Regions from separate parts of the Homo sapiens genome. Here region 2 is linked to region 1. A link is an interaction called in ENCODE POLR2A ChIA-PET data of the cell type or tissue named here. Cell type or tissue: PC-9. All regions are shown on one strand. Links, peaks and the distances in the headings refer to the core of each region. The heading gives the core; the rest is flanking DNA. Region 1 has its middle 79 kb from the start of RMEL3. Region 2 has its middle 36 kb from the start of LINC02101.

Evidence for each region. Peaks named below come from ENCODE experiments on the same cell type or tissue, not always from the same donor. Only the 100,000 strongest peaks of a DNase experiment are listed, where the experiment ranks them.
Region 2: POLR2A ChIA-PET joins it to region 1 with 6 read pairs; 1 of 35 experiments calls an interaction of 5 or more read pairs at or near these places.

Annotation. Positions count from the first base shown.
Region 1 is chr5:57,312,193-57,320,191 of GRCh38, forward strand. It overlaps the pseudogene LOC100288510. Among named protein-coding and RNA genes, the nearest start is that of RMEL3, 79 kb to the right of the region's middle. In PC-9, for the core only: no CTCF peak of the experiment used is centred there; a DNase peak (open chromatin) is centred at 4,759.
Region 2 is chr5:58,082,798-58,090,796 of GRCh38, forward strand. No RefSeq gene overlaps it. Among named protein-coding and RNA genes, the nearest start is that of LINC02101, 36 kb to the right of the region's middle. In PC-9, for the core only: no CTCF peak of the experiment used is centred there; a DNase peak (open chromatin) is centred at 3,174; H3K27ac peaks cover 1,502 bases.

The sequences.
Region 1 (7,999 bases), core at 2,551-6,550:
ACAGCTCTCAATATTTAAACAAAGCTAAAGTCTGCATTAGAGCTCAATGGTATGTCCTTGAAGTCTGTATTTCGTCAGCTAGTCTCTGCCCCAAGCTTTCCCTTCATTGCTAGATTTCTTTCCTAATTACCTTGCCTGCATTTACTTTCTCACCTGCTGAGAACATATTCTCACAGTAGCATAATTGCATAGCTGTGGCTTATATTTTGCTACTACCTTGGGTACTGTTTGCTGCAAATAAGGACATTTACGGTCCCTGAGAGATGTTGAAACAGTCCCAAAATAACAGACATGCAAACGCTTTGCCTGATTAGCTGCTACTTATTAAAACATATGGTTTAAGGACTGAGTTGCCAATTTTATGTTTCCATAAAGTACTGCATGGTCTTGAATAATGAGGCAAATTGCAGAATACTGATGTTTATGAGCAGTCAAATCTGTGGGTTTCAGAGGCACAGACCGTGACTTCTAACTTATAGTTTCAAGTTAATACAAACTTTTTGCATTATGTATTTTTTTGGTTGTTGTTTTTTGACACAGAGTCTTGCTCTGTCGCCCAGGCTGGAGTGCAGTGGCACGATCTCGGCTCACTGCAAGCTCCGCCTCCCGGGTAAACGCCATTCTCCTGCCTCAGCCTCCCGATTAGCTGGGACTACAGGCGCCCTCCACCACGCCCGGCTAATTTTTTGTACTTTTAGTAGAGACGGGGTTTCACCCTGTTAGCCAGGATGGTCTTGATTTCCTGACCTTGTGATCCGCCCGCCTCGGCCTCCCAAAGTGCTGGGATTACAGGCGTGAGCCACAGTGCCCTGCCTGTATTATGTATTTTTAACATCTTTTGCTCTTACAAGGATTGGGCTCTACTTGTTTTCTTTGTTGGGTTATATCTTAGTCTACTACTGTCTTTGACCTTGTTGATGTTTCTGGGTACAAGCAAAACGGAAAAGGCTTCAGGTTTTCCTTTCAGAGGTTTTGCATAAAAGTCCAGTGTTTGGCTATTATGGGTTGAATTGTGTCCTGGAAAAGGATACATTGAAGACTTGGCCCCCAGAACCTCAGAATGTGACCTTATTTGGAAACAGGTTGATTGAAGTTGTAATTAGTTAAGACGTAATACTGGAGTGGACCGGGCTCCTTATCCAATATGACTGGTGTCCTTATATGAAGCTGGTTATGTGAAGACACAGACACACAGGGAGAATGCCATGAAGATGGGAGATGGTGCAACTACAAGCCAAGGAATGCCGAAGACTGCTGGCAACCACCAGAAGAAGCTAGGAAGAGACAAGAAGGATTTCCCTCCAGGTTTCAGAAAGAGTATGGCTCTGCCAACACCTTCCTCTGAGACTTCTAGCCCCCAGAACTGTGAGAAAATACATTTCTCTGTTTAAAGCCACCCAGTTTATGGTACTTTCTTCCTGCAGCCCTAGGAATCTAATGGCTAATGAAGTCTGGGCCCATGGTTCCCCCTCTGGATGCCTCATTCACAGAAATGGTTCCAGGTGACCTGGGTGGTGTACAGCAGTCCCTGCTTATCTGCAGTTTCACTTTTCACAGCTTAAGTTAACCTATGGTCAACAGCAGCCTAAAAATATTAAAGGGAATAATTCCAAAAATAGGCAATTCAAATAAGTTTTAAATTCAGTACCATTCTGAATAGTGTGCTGAAATCTGGCACTGTACCCACTGAGTCCTGCGGGGACATGAATCATACCTTTGTGCAGTGTGTCAGCGCTGCCTATGTTCCCTGTAGGTTAGCCACCTAGGAGCCATCTCGGTTATCAGAGTGACTGCCATGGTTTCATAGAGCTTGTGTTCAAGTCACCCTTATTTTACTTCATAATGACCCCAAAGCACAGGAGCAGTGATGCTGGCATATTGTTATAATTGTTCTGTGTTATTATTGTTACTCTGCCTAATATATAAACTAAACTTTATCGTAGGTGTATTATATATGTACTGTATAGAATAAAACATAGCATATATAGGGCTTGGTATGATTTGTGGTTTCAGGCATCCACTGGGATTCTTAGAATGTGTCTCCTGCAGATAAGAGAGGACTAGTATAATATGAGCAGATAGCAACAGGGCTGGATAGGAAGGTGGACAGCCACCCTTCACACATGCAGATCCATCTGCCTGGTAGTTCGGAGCCTCCTGTAGTGGTGACTGTTATGCTCAGTAGATTTTCCATCCCCCTTCTTCTTGGTTTCAGCCCCTTTAATGATGAGTGTGGGGATAGGCAGGGTGCTCAGGACCCTGGCTTGGCTAATGGATGTGTTGCATCCTCTGACAGCAGTGGCACGGAACCCAAACGGAGCCCAAACGGTTCTTCCTGGAATGGATGGAGAGGCACTGGGAGAGAAAGCGCTTTCTTCCCACTGGTACTGCTAAGCTGGGACTGCAGGCAGCCATGTGTATGTTTTTCTGAAGTGGAGAGGGCCTGCCTGAGGTGACTTTGTCATGGAAGCCTCATGCTTCCGAATCTCTGGGTCTCATTCCCAGGTCCCAGTTCCTGCAGTTCTGACCTCCATCTTGTGAACTACTGCAGGATTCCTCTCAGCTATAAGATTCACTGCATTTCATTTCTACTTAGTTAGAATTTCTTCTTGTGATAAAGGCTTTTTTTTTGTTGTTTTTTTTGCTGCTTCCTTCTCACCTTATAATTCCCTCTCTTAGAATATTGGGCAGTATTTTGGTTTACATGCAGCTGGATCCCACTACACCATGAGTTTCTTGAGAATAAGGCCTGCATTACTTTTTTTTGTTGTTACTTCATAGTGCCATGCCTGGATTATGTCTGGGCACCCCAGTTTTTTCTGGGGGCAATTGGCTGCCAAAATGATCAAATGAATAATAAGCAAGCTCGACTGGGATCACAGAATGTTTAAGTGGTAAAGGAACCTAGAGTTGTTCCTAATCTAGCGGTTTTCAAAGTTTAGACGCAGAATCCTTTCCTCATTGGAATCTTAGGTGGAAGCCCACGTGTAGAGCTCAGGGTGTGGAGTTGCTCTGGTTGGGGTAGAGGTTGTGGCCCAGGGGGCTGCCCTCTACTCATTTCCTCAGCATGGCCTCCGTGAGGCTTTTAGAGTTTGCTGGGGGCCACATTTATCCTCACTGAGCTGCAGTTCTCCCTCTCCAATCCTGCCTTCCTTTCCTTAAAAAGTGGTTGTGAGAAATCATAAGTTGATGCTACCGCACTACAGCTACTTCTCTCTCTCTCTCTGTTACACACACACACACACACACACACACACACACACACCCCTCTCTAGGGTCCTGGTAAAAGTACTGATGAGCGTGATATGTAATGCTGAAAGTCTCAAAGAATGATCTATACATTTCACAGTAGCTTTTGGACTTTTGGGAATAGGATCAGTTCAAATGATCCAAATTTAACCAAAGTTTTAATGGGAGAATCTCTTTTCTGAATTATGACACCTTTTCCAAACCATGCTTAATTCTTAATTCTATTTTCTGAACTACCACCTACCATCATCAGAACACTCCATGTCCTGTCATAAACGACTGCCCTGTCATCAAGGCCCCAGGCTGGTGCTATTTTTCTTCATTATTATCAGTTTTTTTATTGTGGTAAAAACACATAAGTTAAAATTTACCATCTTAACCATTTCTGAATGTATAGTTCAGTAGTGTTGGTTACATTCACATTGTCATGCAACCAATCTCTAGAACTCTTTTCATCTTGCAAAACTAGAACTCTGTGCCCATTAAACAACAACTCCCCAAGTTCCTCTTCCCTCAGCTCCTGGGAACCACCATTCTATTCTTATCTCTCTGAATTTGAATACTCTAGGGACTTTATGTAAGTGGAATCACACAGTATTTGTCTTTTTCTTCCTGGCATTTACTTAGCATAATGTCCTCAAGGTTCATCCATAGTGTAGCATGCGACATGATTTCTTTCCTATTTATTTATTTATTTATTTATTTATTTATTTATTTATTTCCAGACAGGGCCTTGCTTTTTTTCCAGGCTGGAATGCAGTGGCATGATCACGGCTCATGCAACCTCCACCTCTCAGGGTCAAGCCATCCTCCCAACTCAGCCTCCCGAGTAGCTGGGACTACAGGTGTGCACCACCACACTTGATTAATTTTTTGATTTTTTGTAGTGACAAGGTCTCACTATATTGCCCAGGCCAGTCTCGAACTCCTGGGATCAAGTGATCCTCCCATCTTGGCTTCCCAAAGTGTTGGGATTACAGACATGAGCCACCGTGACTGGCCTCCCTCCTTTTTAAGGGTGATGGGACAGAAAGCTTTTAAAGAATCTAGAGAGCAGACCACGTTGGGGGCACATAAAGAACACTTACTGAATACTCATTGGATGACTTTAATTTTTCTCATAATGTCTTTTAAATATTTGGTTTTCTAGTTTCAATAAGCTGGACCAGTCAGATTCCCTGTGGACATGAATGAAAGAAGAGACCAATCTGAGGATGCTTTGAGAGTTCCCGAATGTTCTACAAATGGTCCTGTCCCTTCCTGGCCTTCATAAAAAGAATGTTCTTTTTAACTTTGAGTAGTGGTTCTCAATGCAGGTGGGTGGGTCGGAGGTGGTTTTGTCCCCTCCCCAGAGGACATTTGGCAATGTCTGTAGGCAGTTTTGGTTGTCAGGACTTGTGGGAGGGTGCTACTGGCATTTAGTGGGTAGAGGTCAGTTTGCTGCTAAACATCCTACAATACACTGGACGGCCCACAACAAAGCATGACTCAGTCTTGTGGTAATAGTGCTGAGCTTGAGAAACCTGATGCAGAGACAGCAGCTCAAGAAGGTCACGCTGTGTATGGAGGGTTAGCCAATGGGGGACTTCCAGCCATTACATAGAGTGATGATTCTCCTCTTTAAGAAGGCCTGGCATATACTGAAATAGAACAACCTCCATCTACGTCAAAAGCTCAAAGTTGATACAAAACATCACATCAACAGTGGCTTTCTTATCTAAACACCATTTGTCAAAACAGAAAGCCCTTCAAACAGCTGACATTCAGGGAGGGCAGCCTCTGCCCTGCTCTGGGAGCCTCAACCCAGGATATTTCATGTTAACATAAACAGGATAAGCCTTTTCAGCTGCAGTGCTGTTTACCAGGAACCTGCTGGAATAAACTAGATTGTTAAGTTTAATTTAGTGAGCAGCAGTAATCACCGTAGTTCTTCCATTTGTGGAGAAGAAACAAACATGTGGGCACATCTGACAGAAGCTGGATTTGCCAAATGGTGGATTTGCCAAATGGTGAGGGTGACTTTGGAGTGCTACCCCAGCGGATGATGAATGTAAGGATGACAGACTCCATCCCTCAGAGGAAAGAATCAACTTAAAAGTGAAAGAAGCAAGCCTAACTGCCCTCCCTGCTCTGAGGGAGGAATGGAAAGGCATTCTGGAAACGCATTTCTGTCAAAGCCGAACATCAGCAAGTCAGTGACTAAGTTGAAAGGAAATGTGGTCAAAGGGTACAAAGTTTCAATGACCCTGGAGGAATATCCTTTAGCGATCTATTGTACAGCATGGTGACCACAGTTATTAATAATGCATTGTATTTATGCATTTATTTTTATTTCAGTAAGATTTAATAGCTTTTTGGATTAAGCAGTAGAAAAACTTCCATACTTAACTGAGACATTTTATCAAGGCCAAAAAAATTCTTGCAAAATGGTGCAGCCGACTGACAAGCTGACATAGAAAATAAACTTTGCCCAATCACAACTTGTGACTCCCATCCTTGGAGTGCTGACTGGCCTCAGTAAGACAGAATCGCTTTAAATCCATTACTCCATGCCCACCTGAGGCACTGTTGAAGAAATCTCACTGTTCACCCAAGGTGCTGGTTCTGGTACACTTGGATCATAAGTCCATTTGGGGAAAACTCATTTGTAAAGGTTCATCAGTTCTGTGTTCTGAGATTTTAGCTTCCTATCAAAGCTGCACTTCATGCGGCCATGGGTACCTGAAGGCTCCTGGATGTGTCCTCTGCGGCTCCACTTTGTTCTCAGTTCTACTGGTTTAAACCACTGCACATCCTCTCTATTGAAGAACATGTAACATACCACTGCCATCTTAGTACAAATTTTGAAAGGAGGATCACTCAGGACAACTCTCTTGATGACCATTCTGTTTGGATCCACCAGCAAAAGATGGCCTGTAGCAATGAGATTGTGCATTCCATTGCTTTTCTGCTTGAAAAGCAGCAAAGATGAAGGAGGAAAAGTGGTTGGTGCGTATACTGTCACCGCCAGGGCCATATCAGCAGTCAGGAATCTCTGAAATTTATGTTTGTCTGCTGCAGCATGCTGAGAGAATAAAGGTGAGGCTCGGAAGTGCCTGGATCTACAGCGGAATATGAGCTCCTCCTTGGCTTTCGCAGATTCAGTGCTGCCAGGGTCATGCCTCACCACCATATTCAATACTGACATCTTCTGTTCATGAGGTAGTGAAGAAAATGCAATCAAGGGTGCTCCTTGCCTGAATCACTCAACCACTGAGACAGGGACATTAGAGACATGAAGTGTGACATACTGGCCAACATCAGCTCCTTCAACCTCTTTTTCTTCAATCTCTTTAAATATGCTTTTCCTAGTACTAGTAAAGTTCTGAAACTGAAATATTCAAGCACAATCTTGAGCAATATTTTTCCTTAGGATCCTATGGAGATGTCTGGAAGCTCTTGAGGCCTTTGTATTTCTGAAACTGAATTTCTGGCAGCCACATCACAGGGGGTGTCCACCCACTTCACCTGGAAACATCTCTTCCAGTCTTTCTTGTTTACATTTCTCCAACATTTTTGCCTCAGCTTCTTCATCCACTTTCTCATCAGAGAGATCATCATGCACAGACTCCCTTGTAGTCATAGTTTCACATTCCTCCTCTTCTTCATCTTCACACTTTCATGCTGAGATTCCTCCTTCATAAAATCCTCATGTTCTGTATCATCATATTCTTTACCACCTTAGAATCTCCCTTCAAGAAATCCTTTGTCTCACTCAACTCCTCCTCATTGGGCCAGGTTTGCTCCCCCTGCGTTAGATCTGGGATAACCTCTGTTTGTCAGGATTCCTGTCTAGCAGGATCTGCCTTCATTAGGACTTTAAGGTCTTCTTCCATATCATCGACAGTATCCATAGCACAAATCTCTATTGCCATGTCTGGGTCCTTTTGGGATTTAATTACTGTAGGATTTAAAGGGAAAGGGTCCATGGGGTCATCTATGTGTTTCATCTGGAAATCACCACGTCCAGTGATATGCAGCAACCTATTTACATTCAGAGTCTGCCCACGAACATAGCCTGAAATTTCCAAGGTGCCCACCAAATTATTCTCTTCACTAGGAACAAAATCAGCAGTATGGGCAAATAGGTAGGCCTGCTGATCTCGAAAAGCAAGATGCCATTGCTTCTGGTTAGCCAACTGCCTAAGCAGCATCCCTGCCTCCTGTTGAGTGTCTAACAAGAGGAGTTTGTCATCCAGAAAGTGCTTCTCCACTGCTTTACTTAGCTTCTTTCTGGCATCTATTTGTTTCTTCAGTGGGAGGCCAGATAATCCCTGGACAGCTAGTGCTAATGAGGAGAGCCATCCTTGCTACCCAGCTGTCTCTTCTCCGCCAGAACCACCTCCTTCTTCTGCTTTTGGAGCTGACTGGCGGAATGCCTCTGGTCTACTCTGCTGAGTTCTTTTCTCACCTTCTTGCTTAGGGTTTTCAGTGCTAGATGGCCCTTGCCATCCTGCTGTGCAGATCCCCGACCCCGATGCTGCCCACTTTTATGAGCTTTATTCTGCATCTTGAGTGGGCTGGAGTGGTGGGCTGCCATGCTGCAGCTCACGTGTACAGAGTCAGCCCATTGTATTTATTTCGTTTTATTCTTTAATCTTTTTTTTTTTTTGTAAAGTCGGGGTCACACTATGTTGTCCAGGCTGGTCTTGAACTCCTGGACTCAAGTGATCCTACCACCTTGGCCTCCCAAAGTGCTGGGATTACAGAC
Region 2 (7,999 bases), core at 1,579-5,578, 770 kb after region 1:
TAGATTGTAGCTGGCAAGATTCGAAACAGGGTGAGCAGTTAGAAGCTATGAGAATGGTTCAGGTGAGATTCAGAGGGGACTTGGAAAGTGTGAAGCCATGGGGACATGTTCTGTAGGTGTGTTGATTAGACCTGGATAAGGTGTGGGGGTGAGATTAAGGATGGCTTCTAGATTGCATCGCCAACACACTTTTAATGCTTTGTGATCCCAGAGATTTCCGGGTCCCCATATGCAGTCAGGCAATGGTGTTTCCTAAATGTTGCATCTCCTGGTACCAGCTTACTACAGGCACATTTAAAAATTCAATACCCACCTAAACCAAAGTATGCTATTGAACACTTTTTATTGCAAGTTTGGAATTTCAGCACTTGCTGATGTCTTATCAGGCTCAAAGTTCCCATCCAAAGACCAGGTGGTAGAGGTTGGCTTTTTCATTTTGGCCAAAAATAAATCTTAGTTCACTCATAATTTTGAGCCTAGAAACCTCACACTTCCAGTCATTTGCTCAGTATAGGTGACCTTTTCCTTTCCAGTTGTCCCTGCATAATTAACAGGGGTAAATCTGTTTCCTGTATTAGAATCTATAATATGTAATTAGAACAATGTGTAATTAAAACTTCTACAATATATAACTAGAACTTCTCCACCCAGAAAGAGCTATTACAATAGTGAACCCAATATTTTACATATTTGGGGAAAAATTTTAGCTAATAAAGTGCCCTCCAATTTGCATTATACACTAACTGGTTAATATTCTGCAGCATCCATATATAATCTTATGGTCACTTTATTATGTTCTCAAAGAGCAGGTGGGTATTTGCTTTATTTTACTCTTTTGACTAAAGCTGTTATTTAATAGGCTTCTCAATGAATGTCTGGCTCATTTTAGAACAAAGATAATCTTCTCTAAAAACAATTTATTCTTAACCTTCAGAAGCCAACTCTAACAAGATCCCCATTTTACAATTTCTCACAAATAAAAAAATAAAACAAGTTGAAATTACTCTTTTTTGATTGCTCCTCCATTTATAATTTTTGTACCATCATCAAAGGAAGAATTGAGAAGAGCAAGACAATAGCCTGTATAAATGTTTGAGTCTTTAGTGAAAAGTGGAGATTATGTGGTCCAGATACCATCCACAGCTGTGATTTTGTTGAAGATGGTTCAAATCACCTGAAGAGTTGTTTCAAGTATACATGTTTCTCTCGCCTCCATGAGAACCACTAATTTACAGTCGACTATATCATAGAAAAGGCGCAAGTGCATTAAATTTTGCAAAGCTATCTTTATAAATTCTAATTAATCATGAAAGAATGAGTCATAGAAGTAAGGTGCAAGGGACACTGTTATATAATTCACATGATAACTGATTTTGATAGTTTCTTTTATGTAGAACTTGTTTATATAAGAAACAGAATTTTATGACTCTTAGATATACAAGTGATCTTTGCACATTTAATGCCTTTTGGGTATAGTAGGCAACCAAAGAGTTCTTAGTAAGTTTAAATAATGTGTTTCTCTGTAGAATAAGGAAAATACACATAGCAAATTAAACATTTAAGATTCTAAGTTCTTTATGCAGCTTTCATTTTCCTTGGATGTTCATTGCTACATATCTTAAAACAAGCAGGACTCTCAAAATTGAGTAGAGAAAGAATCAGGAAATTTTCCATGGAGAAGAATGGTGTCACTGAGGTGTGGCAATGGCTCTCAAGTATGCTTTCTCTACGGGCTCACAGGAACATGTGTTGTCTTTGCCTCCCTTCTTTCTCTGTCAGAACAATAGAAATATTGGCAAATGTTCCCAGAAAATTCTAGCAAATTCTCTCTACTACAAAAATGGCCTTTAGAGAAAATAACTGTGAAAAGTAGGAAGTTATGAGAAGACAAATTTGAACAGTCCAATGTGCTTTTGTTTGTTATAATTAGCTGTGTGAACTGGACCTTTCACTTTATAAAATAAGAGCATTCAGTTGGGCAATATTCTTCACAGACACGTTCACTTTATGTTTCCATCAAAGTCTCAGAGCTATCACCACTTACTGTAACTCTTTTTCAAATTTCAGAGATTAAAGTCATTTGAAAACACAAATAAGGTAGCTTGGGAGATGTTCCTGGATTTCCATAACATCCATTCTTACTTCTTTAAGCTGTAGATTCTTAGGCACACATTCCCACTGCCTCATTATTCTACTGGCAGCTAAAGCAAAGTGCTACTTCCAATGCAAGAAGCCAGCCAGGAAGCCCACCTGCTCATTCTTTCTCACAGTAATATTTCTTCCATATTCTGGCTTTGAACCTTTTCGACTACTTGACTATCTGACCTTGCCTTTTTTTATTTATTTTTTTTTTTTTTGAGAAGGAGTCTCGCTCTGTAGCCCAGGCTGGAGTGCAATGGCACAATCTTGGCTCACTGCAATCTCTGCCTCCCGGGTTCAAGCAATTCTCCTGCCTCAGCCTCCCGAGTAGCTGGGACTACAGCCTTTTTCTTTTCAGGATAAGTGCTGCATATCTTCCTATCCTTCCTGAGGCCAACACCAGGTATTTATTACACGTCTGCTTTCTAGCAGAAAATAACATACTTGCTTCAAGGGTCAGACCTCAACTTGCATAAGACTTTGGAAGAATTGTCTCTCTTTCTACATGAGTTGATCTGCTTTTTCCTGAAGGCCTCTGCCACCCAGCAGTCCTTGTTTTGTATATGAATGACATATAGAGACACTCAAAGGAGGGACTTGACCCATATTTTCCAAGATATTTTCAATCTTCCTCCTCTTTCAGCACAGAATACTATGGGCAAGAGCAGCTCCATTTTGCCCCCTATTTAAAACAGAAAAAAAAAATGATTTTCCCCAAAACGAATTTGTTTTATTGAAACTCATTTCCTCTGTTAATTTTCAATGATACATGTTTACTTATAATTTAAAAATGAAAAAAGGATGTATAAAATTCTGGGAAAATAAAAATTTCACTATTTTGCTCCAAAATGCTTTTTATCTCTCTCTAGTGTTACTAATGCTTTTACCTTAGGTTTCTACATTGATGTTATGGATGCTATGCTTTTGTCTGAGAAAATTTTCCTCAGGGAAAATCCTTAACATCCAAATTCATGGGCCTCTCTAATAAAGTGCATGGCCAGGTGAAAGGTGAAATGAATCATAGCATGCCTGCGGCATTCAGTCAACAGCATGGGAAGCTGTGCCAACTGTGGGCCAGCTGGCTTCGCCTACACACTCTTCCCCTCATACAAACGGACAGATTTGATACTGTTCTAGCTGTGAGTCCAGGCAGTTCTATGATAAAGTGAATTCATGAAGACACTCTTATCTCAAAACCAACAACTCCATGTATTCACTCCAACATCTGAGAAAGAACTGAAATCTTGGAATATTTTTCACGGGGTAGGCAAGTTTTGGGGATGCTTCAGCTAATCATGGAGGCACCTTGAGGTCAAATACAAAGGGGTGATGCCCCAGACTTCTTTCTAATCTGTCAAACTTCTGAATCTGGAAAATCCAGCGATGCTAATCCATGGGCTCAGTAATCTGAAGGGATTTGGGGAACTTGAGAATCAGCAGCCATTATTTTTAAGTGTTTCATTGTCTTCCTTCTTTCAGGCAAAATAGAATAACTAATGGAAACACAAGTCTTTCCACCTCATCAAATCCAACTCATAAATAGAAAGTATCTGGTATTCTAGCCCTAAAGATTTGGGATTCTTGAGACATTTGGATAACCCTAATGTCTGGTTAATACAGCCTATGGCAACCTATAATCAGGTCAGTTGAAGCTATATTAAACTGCACTGATACTGTCATCCCTGAAATTTACAAGTTTTCCATAGACTTGTGTATAGACATAATCCTTTAAACTATTTGCGCATTACAAAAGATTATAACCATGATTTTATGACATAAAAAGAAATTTGAGTTTTGGTGTATGGTGTAGTAACCTCACCTTTATAACAGCTGATTATTAATTTGCATGTAGAAAAATCAGACTAACTGGAATCTTCCAGGTTCCATGAGAATAAGTATGGGCAAAGTATCTTTCTCAGCTATAAATTGGTTCTTCATTAGACTTTCTCTTCCTCTAACTCAAAGACAAATATCCTAATAAACAAATTCCTGTGTCGATATTTTTATAATTTTTAACACATTTAGCAGCAGAATAACTAAATGGATTTAAGACTTCGTTGAAAATTATTGTCAAAAATCTGTAAGAATAAATCATGTTTGCTTCATTTTCTAAAGCTCAGGTCCATAATACATGGTATTCTAATTAACCTATATGATCAAGGCAGCCCAAAGAAACTTGCCCCAGACTTGATGAGGAAATTGAATTCCAGTTAAGGTTCTCTTTTCCAGAGACCTCTTTGCATGGCAGAGAACTGAATAGTAGCAGGAGGAATAGTTTGGATATGGAGGGAGTGAGTTCAGTAAGTTTTACTTGGAGCCCAGGGAATTTGTTCTCTGAGTCTTTCATGTGTGTTGATGGAATGGGGCTGGGTCAAGGCTGCTAGGGCCTTTCACAGAAGGGGAATTCAGAGTGTTCACAGCTGGATGGTTATGATATATGAGTGAGGACAGTGGAGAACAGCTGGAATATTATTGCTATTTATCCAGACTCTCAAAAATATATCTGTGACAAAGAAGCCCACTTTTCTCCCAAATAAGAAGAATAGAGAAATGTTAGAGATGGAGATGATTCGTGTGCATGCTTTCCACTAAAATTTTTCAAAGTTTAACAAGTTTTTTGTGTGTAGCCTTGCAGAAAAAGACATTGTAGTTGACGTGGAAAGACAAACAAGGTTAATGGTGGTCGTATAAATACTCTGGGAGAACAAAAAACAACACAAAAAATTAAGCAAGTTTCAAACATGTCTCAATATTCTTATCATAGGAGGTGAATAATAAAGGATATATTTAAAAATCAGGAATTCAGATGCACTTCAAATCACTCTCAAAGGTTAAATGCCTCAATGGTGTTAGCTCCCTAACTTAACGATGCCGATTTTCCTGTAAAACTTCAAGAATTTTCTTTTTATCTTTAACATTAGGAGAAATAACATATTTATAGGCTTGCACTTTTAACTTATTTAGACCTGGTTTCAGAAGAGAAGACAAATCATCTCTCCCCCGATCCAGGGTTTTGATCAAGGCCCATAATTCAAAAACAACCTTGGTTCTACTTGTTTCTCAGGGCCTTTTAGTACCATGTCTGGCTAGTAACTGGATGACTTGAGCATGCATTATCCAGCCCCCTGTGTCCTTAAAGCCATCTTAGACTGGGTTAGGCATGTAGTTATACAGCTGCTGGTTTCCACTGCAGGAAGTGGGTACGTTTAGAGGGAGGACTAAAGTGAGATGCATGTCTAATTTCTTTACTAGGCTGTAAACAACTTTGAGATATTTCAGGACAAAAGATAGTATTTAAAGGTAAGATATTATAAAGAGTGGCAATAATAGTAATGATAGTAATTAGTGTTATAATAAAATACAAAGGAAATGAGAAAAATGTATCTTTAATAATCTGAAGTTAACTTGACAAACCAAACAAAATAAGTAAGTGAAATAAGCTTTTTGCTTGTTCTTTGGAATTGATAATGACTTGCCCACTGTTTATATTTAGGACTTTGCAGGAGCTCTGTGAAAGCTACCACGTGATACAAAGGAATAATATATATATATATATATATATATATATATATATGGTTCCTATATGTCTTCAGTACGTTGAATCTAGCTTCAGCATTTATTAAAAAGAAATACAACTTGTCAGGGTACAGTGTGTAAACCTACAGGCTGTCAATTGACAAGAAAAAAAGTACTTTTTCTCTTCTAGCCATTCTTCCTCTTTTTATGTGGGGACAAAAGAAGATGCTGTGTTGGCAAGAATTTGAAGGGCACATGGGTTATATCTGATCACCTTTCCTTGCAGGTACTTCTAATTAAAGTGAGATTTGGAAAATATAGATTCTCTTTGGTGATACACAGATAACGAACTAGCAAACAGAGCTTTTAAATCTAGAGGTGTGTCCAGAAGGTCATGTAGGTTCCCAGGTGTTCGTGGCCTCAAAGGCGGAAACTGCCCTATGGAAATATTCTCAAAGGATGGTGAAGATAAGTTAATAATAACAATGTGTGTTTACCATAGATGGAGGGGCCTTTCAAAGCCCCAAGTTCTCTTCCTCTGACACATATGCATTTGTGTATGGAGTGTGTGTTGTTCCTCTCATCCATGTGACCAGACGCTCCGGTAGATATTAACAGCAGGAAATGCAAGGTGTGAGTGTCCAGAGTGGGTGGTGCTGGCATTGGACAGAGCAAACCTTTGAGAAGCAGGAAACTCTTCCAGGAAGCAGGAGGCTGGGAAATGCCTGTGTCTTCGCTGTTTTGTTTGTAAAGGGCTGTCTTGAGTCATCTAACGGTTGGAGTTTTCTCCTGAAGGAGGAAGTAGGCTTTAGACAAAGCGAGGATTGATTTGTGTTATGCTCTTGCTTCAGAAAGGAATTAGAAATTATTTTCTTCTCAGGGAGGAATGATTTGGCTCACAGTGAAATGTACACCACAGATAAGGTGATGAAGTTGGATCTGCTGTTTTTATTGTATTGGGAGTTTCCTCTCAGCTTTAGATAGGGGTTTCTGTGGGTTATAGAGCTTGAAGAGAATTACCAAGAGACTAGAGATCAGTATACCTATTATATTTACTAATTTATTCATTTATTCACAGAACAAACATGTATTTAATACTTAATATAAAATGGTCAGCATGTTACTTCAAAATTATATGGAAGTATGAATAATTCTGAACCATTTTCTATTTGAAATTTGTTAAGATTATGACACTGTGACATACGAAGTAATTAGATTTTAGAAATAAAGAACATTTGTCACTAATATTTTTCAGTAACTTTTGTATTCCCATTAATATATTATGTACCTTTATATACAATCATGTGCTACATAATGGCACTTTGGTCAATGATGGGCTGCATCTATAACTGTGGTCCCACAAAATTAAAATGGAGTTTAAAAATTCGAGGGAAGCCATAGCCGTTGTAATGTCATAGCACAACACATTACTCACTTGGCTGCAGTGATGTTGGTGTAAACAAAGCTACTGCACTGTCAGTCACATAAATGTAGAGCACATACAATTATGTGCAGTACATAATACTAGATAATGATGATAAACAACTACGTTGCTGATTTACATATTTACTATGTCATATTGTTATTGTTATTTTATAACAATATTCCCCGTATACTCCTTCTACTTACAGAAAAATAGAAGTTAACTGTAAAACAGCCTCAGGCGGGTTCTTCAGGAGGTATCTAGAAGAGGGCATTGTTCTCACAGGAGATGACAGCTCCATGTGTGTGATTGCCCCGAGGACCTTCCAGTGGGACAAGATGTAGAGGTGGAAGACAGGGATACTGAAGATTCTGACCTTGTGTAGGCCTAGGCTAATGTGTGTTTGTGTCTTAGTTTTTAACACAAAGTTTAACAAGTAAAAAAAAAAAATTTTAAATCTAAAAAGCTTATAAAATAAATATACAAAGGAAGAACGTATTTTTGTGTTTGTGTTTTAAGCTAAGTGATATTACAAAAATGTCAAAAAGTTAAATAGTTGAAAAGTTTAGAAAGTAAAAAGTTACAGTTAGCTAAGATTAATTTATTATTGAAGAAAGAAAAAATATTTTTTTAATAAATTTAGTGTGGCCTAAGTGTTTATAAGGTCTATAGTAGTATACAGTAATGTCCTAGGCCTTTACATTCACTCACCACTCACTCACTCACTCAGCCAGAGCAACTTCCAGTCCTGCAAGCTCCATTCATGGTCAATGTTCTATGTAGGTATACCACTTTTGATCTTTTTTTTTAAGCCATATTTTTACTGTACCTTTTCTATGTTTAAATATGTTTAGATATACTAATACTTACCATTGTGCTATAATTGCCTACAGTATTCAGTACATAACATTCTGTACAGGG